2 separate regions of the Mus musculus genome follow, and region 2 is linked to region 1. Evidence: chromatin loops called from intact Hi-C (ENCODE). Cell type or tissue: gastrocnemius. All regions are shown on one strand. Each heading gives the region's core, and the rest is flanking DNA. Links, peaks and the distances in the headings are about the cores only.

The links. Peaks named below come from ENCODE experiments on the same cell type or tissue, not always from the same donor. Only the 100,000 strongest peaks of a DNase experiment are listed, where the experiment ranks them.
Region 2: it touches region 1 in a loop (3-fold over the local background); 13 of 42 quality-filtered maps call a loop at or near these places.

The regions. Positions count from the first base shown.
Region 1 is chr5:22,639,897-22,642,823 of GRCm38, reverse strand. No RefSeq gene overlaps it. Among named protein-coding and RNA genes, the nearest start is that of Gm24512, 3.8 kb to the left of the region's middle. In gastrocnemius, for the core only: a CTCF peak has its summit at 1,397 (motif pointing left); no DNase peak of the experiment used is centred there.
Region 2 is chr5:23,283,792-23,286,718 of GRCm38, reverse strand. No RefSeq gene overlaps it. Among named protein-coding and RNA genes, the nearest start is that of Gm17434, 29 kb to the left of the region's middle. In gastrocnemius, for the core only: a CTCF peak has its summit at 1,589 (motif pointing right); no DNase peak of the experiment used is centred there; H3K27ac peaks cover 551 bases.

The DNA.
Region 1 (2,927 bases), core at 123-2,622:
CAGTCACTGAGACCCAAATAGTGGAAGGAGAGAGCCAGTTCCCCTTAATTGTCTGTTGACTTCCACACACAGTATGGCACATGCATACCCATACACATACAGGCAGACAATATAGATACTAAAGTTAAAAAAAAAAAAGCTAGACCACCCAATGTATGATGTTTTGTTATAGCAGTCAAAGTTCAATAAAGACAACAACCAAAATGAGATTTTATATCAAGAAATTGGCCTTTAAATCTTATTTAAAATTGGCAAGACTGGTTTTTCAAGGATGAGGAGACACCAATGAGTGAGAGATTTGAAAGAAAACATTAGAAAGGATAATTAAGGAAGCAGAGATTTACCAAACCAGGAGGAAGTGGTACTGAGAGCATAGCACAGGAGTTCGTTTTAAATCAGGGGTGGGGGAGTATTTGGAATTTGAATAGAGCAGTTTGCAGAATCACCGCTGGGGACCAGTTATCAAGATGTTTGTTATTCTGCATACAGGCAATACTAGAATAAAATGCCAGATTAGAGAAAGACTAATGCCTAATCCACAAAATGCCTAATTGATGGGAGGGTGGAAATGGGGGACAGAGCTAATCACTGTACATATTTGAAATCCTCAAGCGACAAAAAATAAATAATATCAATTGAGAGGCGTGCTGGCTTACCACAAACCCTCATAAAGTGTTTCCCCACCAACTTTGTGAAGGGTCTCTATAGAACCCTTCAACTATTTATGAAGATAATGGAAATTTCTATTTCATTATAGCTGTGTAACTAAATACAAAAGTAGTCATTAAAAACAGTAATATTTAATTGCTTTTAAGGGAAAAGGAGGGACACATTTATCTATTATAGTCAATAAAAAGAAATAAAATATGACTAGTTCTGCACAATACTCAGCCAGAAGCATGCCTTAGAGATGTCCAATGTAACCCGGAGTGCTAGAAATATTTTTCAAGGACTAGAATTGGTTCACCTTTTCTGGGTCTGATAAATGCACAGTATTTTTATGAAATTTAATTTGTATCAAACTGTATTTCAGTATTGAGTTCTTCTAAACCCACAGTGCTGCCTAGGCTCTATTATTCTATGTGTTAAATACTTTAAATAGAGCCATCTGAACTCTAACTAATCTAACAGGCATTACTAGTGTGATTCGACCCTGACCTTTCAGGCTTCCAAGACTCTCATGTTCTCCCCCTCTAATATCTGGCAACTCTCAAATAGATATGAAGTTAGCAAATATAAGTTTCATCATTTTTTATCATTTATCCAGAAAGTAGTGAGAAAACAAAAGCATGATTTCTTATATAGACTAATCTATCAATAATATGCACAGCCTGGTTACAGATAATCATCCAGCCATCCTGTTTGTAAAGGAGGAAGTTTTTAAACACTGCCATCTACTGCAGATATCACAAACTGCATGGACATTTTATAAACTAGGAAAAAAACCACAAGAGACAATGCCATATTCTGCCATTTCTCTATTAGTAAAGTGCTGAAGATGGTTTCAAATAATTGTTTGGAAGTCATTGGAGCAATTGTTAGGAAGAATTACCCATTAAAGGTAAGCAAAAAATACATATTTATGGCCAAACCAGCTCAGTCACTCAACAGGTTCTCCAGACAGGAGCAAGGATTAAAAAGAAAAAGACAATTAGACAACATTGTAGCATGACCCCAGCCAGTTGTGAGGCTGAGTTGAGTTTAATTTTATCCAGTCCTTTTTATATCAATCTGGGCACATACAAAGAATATGGTCAGTCCTTAAGGCATAAACAAAGTAGTCAAGGAACAAGCAGGGCAAAAATCAAAGCACTAAACAAAGTCCCATGGTTGCTATGTCTAGAGGTTTATCAGGATGGTCCAGGTACAAGGAATACAATACATTCCTCTGCTGTATTTGCCTTGAGCCTACTTCATTGTCCCAACCCAGTATCAAATTCCTACCAAATTCCTAGAAGCAGCCCCAAAAGCTCTCCACATATTTACTGTTATGACAGCTTTGAAAATAACCACTCTTGCTCAAAAGCAAGATTGAAGACTGTTTGTAGGCTCTGACATGTCAAGCCTAGTTTGAAACCAGTATGCATCGCTGTCAGTGGCCACAAACCTGTTCTGACTCACTGAATAATAATCACCTTGAACAATGAGTTCAAGCCTAGTTTTTAAAATATTTTTATAATGCCTTCAGGGAAACTAAATAGATTTTCCTTTGGCTTTTAGAGTCCTTGAAATTCTCAGTTCAAGGAAGGTCAAATAATTATATCATAATGCATACAGATAACTCATCTTTTTCTACAGATTTTTATTATAATGAGGCTGCTTTCAGGAGCATAATTTAATTCATTGACTTTCTATAACTCACTTGAGTGTATATTTGCCAGCAAGTTTTATGAGTTCTATCCATAGGGCCTTTATCACCCTAACATCAGGGGGAAAATAACATTGACTAAATTCAAAGAAAAGAATGTGTTTTCTTTGTTGAGTCTCCATTTGTCTAGGAAAAAATAATCATTATCTAAACCTCAATAAATGTTATGTGTTTGTTTTTCACTGAACTGTATGATCTACTCTTTGTTCTTGCCACAATTGTCTAGCAACTTTGACAAAGGTCAGGGACTTCTATGGAATAGTTAGGGGAAAGATTGAGGCCCTGAAGAGGATAGGAACTCCACAGGAAGACCAACAAAGTCAACTAACCTGGACCCCTGGGAGCTCTCAGAGGCTGAGCCATCAACCAAAGAGCATCTCTGAGCTGGACTGAAGCCTCCGGCACAAATGTAGCAGACATGCAGCTCAGTCTCCATGTGGGTACCCCAACAACTAGAGAGGGGCTGTCCCTAAAGCTGTAGCCTGAGTGTGAAATCTATTCCCCATCAGGGCTACCTTGTCTGACCTCAGTGAGAGAAGATACACCTAATCCTGTGTGT
Region 2 (2,927 bases), core at 188-2,687, 640 kb before region 1:
CATGGTAGATCCCTTGGTGTCTAGATCATCACAGTTCCTCCTGAACCATGATTCCTTGTGCCCATCTCTGCCTTCCTGTGGTCCTTCCCTTACTCTTCTTTCCCTGGGACTCCTGGCTGGGATCAGAAGTCCATCCTTCCTATGTCCTCCGCCCAGTCATAGGAAACAAAGGTTGCACAACATTGACACTAGAGATGCTTGACGGTGCCAGCATCTGGACTACAGACAGCTGTGTGGGCACTGAAGTTGGCATTTGAATACATGGCGCACAAGACCAAGCCCCAGCAGAGCTCCTGGCCAATACTAGCTGCTGGAATGACCTCCCTCTCAGGTTTAACAAGCTCTAGTGGGTGGCCAAACACCTAAGAGTGTACATAGGCAGCCCAATGGGTCTAGAAAAAAATGAGAACACAAAGATGGGTGAGTATGGAGTGGGGGGCAGGTCTGGCAGGAGATGGATGAGGAGGTGAATCTAACCAAAATACAGCATGGAAACAGTTAAAGTCTTAACAAAAACATTAAAAATACATACCACCATGAGTATTGGTATATGCATGTTTATTTGAATCTTGTTTTCAATTTTGGGGCTTATGTCTGGAAGTGGAAGTAATTTTGAATCTTATGTAACCACAGCATCCGGAGAGGTGGCACCTCAGGGATCTCTGTGTCAGTGAGGTCGTCTACAAAACCTCCCTGCTCTCCCATATCTCAGGGAGTGCTGCAGATTAGGCTCACTGTGATGCTCCCGGGTACCGACACCTTGTATCTCTACTTGACACTAGTTATGCTAGTCTTTATGGTAATAATAGTGCTTTTTCTACTTTCATGGCCTATCCAACCTCAGTGTATGTGAGTTTGTACGTGTGAGTGTGTATGTGTGAGTGTGTATGTGTGTGTGTATAAAATTAAAACCTAAGATCTACATACAAGAAAAAGTTCAGCAGCTGTATTTTTTGAGTCTGTACTGTTCCTTTATCAGAACAATAACCTCCATTCATTTTTCTGTAAATGTCACATCTTCACCTTTCTTTACGGGTGACTGAAATCTCACTGTGTATATGCACCACATTTGCCTCGTCCATCTTTCTGCTAATGAACGTGGAGACTGCTTCCATTTCTTAGCTACTGTGAATAGTGCAGCAGTGAACATGGACACATACGTGCCTCTGGGGAAGCATTCAGAGTCTTTGGGAGAGAGAGAGAGAGAGAGAGAGAGAGAGAGAGAGAGAGAGAGAGAGAGAGAGAGAGAGAGTGCCGTAGCTAGGTGTGTGATAGTTCTAGTTTTTTCTTTGAGAAAATATGACTTCAACACTGTAAACTTGCTATTTAAAATGCAGAATTTTGCAGCTTTTAAAATTTTATTTTATTTTATTTCATTTTGCAGCTCTTAAGGGTTACCTAGTTGTAGAGCGTTAAAGTTTTCATTTATTGGCTAGATGTGGTGATTCACTTCTATAATGCTACAATTTGGGAGGCGGAGGCAGTAGAATTATTGTGAATTTAAGGCTGGTCTAGAATTGAGTTGAGACTATGTCTCTGAAAACAAATTAAGCAAACCAGAGTTAAAACCAAAATCAAATACTGTTTATAGAAGTATACCACTAGATGGCAGTACAACAACACCTTAAACCATCCAACGGCTTTTAAACTGTAGTGTGATCAGGACAGTGACTAAGCGACTTTATAATTCTTTTTGACATCATTGAGGCAATTTCATTTATCACAGAAAGTATTTCAGTGGCTCAGAGGGGCCCTCAAGCTTTGTTAGGCAAAGAACCTAAGAAGTATATAAATCTTTCTAGAACAAAAATTTAATTTTAGTTTTTATTTGTTTATTTTATTTTGAGGCTGGGTTTCTCTGTTGGAGCTCTGGCTGTTTTGGAACTGGCTCTGTAGACCAGGCTGGCTCAGAGATCCTCCTGCCTCTGTTTCTGCTGGGATTAAAGGCATGCGCCATCACTGCCCCGCAGTTTGTTCGCTTTATACAAGGTTTTAATTAAAGTTGCTTTTAACAGTGTTAGCCATTTCTGCTTTGAAGGATGATGATTTTTTTTTGGTTGCTGTTAATTTGTATTTTGTTGTTTCTATTTTTTGAGACAAGATTTCATTTTATACTTATAGTCTAGTCTGTAACTTACTATGTAGACCAGGCTGGCCTTGAACTTGTGGCAAGCCTCCCAGGTGCTGAGATTGCGGGATGAGCCAGGCTGCCCAGCTGGAAGATGAGAACTGCAGAGCGAGCACACTGACTAGGGAGCACTGGCATCAGCAATGACAGGGTTCACACTCACTTGTTGGATTCTTTGACTCGCCAGCTTTGTTCGGCAAAGAATCAGTATTTAGTTCAAAGCTGCAGATATAGGAGCTGGCTTAGTTCGTGGGAAGTTCCTTTTGGTTATTGGCAGGGGAAATCAGGGTTAAGTCATTTGTGAAGTTAAGATGGATTTACAGGTCATTTTAACATCTGACCCTCTGGACCTATACAAATTCTTTTTTTGATTGAAATAATGAAATAGAATTCTCCATTAGAAGGAAATCCATTATTATTATTATTATTATTATTATTATTATTATTATTATTATTATTATTATATCGGGCAGTGAAAGGGAAGGTCTCAGATCACCAACATTTGATAGTTATAGGATGAATCCAAACAATTGCATCAGTAACTTTTCTAGTTGCTGGGGTTAAAATACCTCAGTTATCACCTGCCGGGAAGGGCGACTTATCTGGGCTCATGGTTCTGAAACTTTAGTGCATCATAGCGAGAAGACACGGACCATGTGGCAGCAGGCATTCATATACCGAATGGTGGACCCGCGTCTGCCTATTTCCACATCCTTTCTGCTCGCGCTGTCTGTGAAGTTACTACACTCTTCTAGAAGGGTCACAGGAAGCCATCATCCAGGAAATGGAAGCTAGCTAT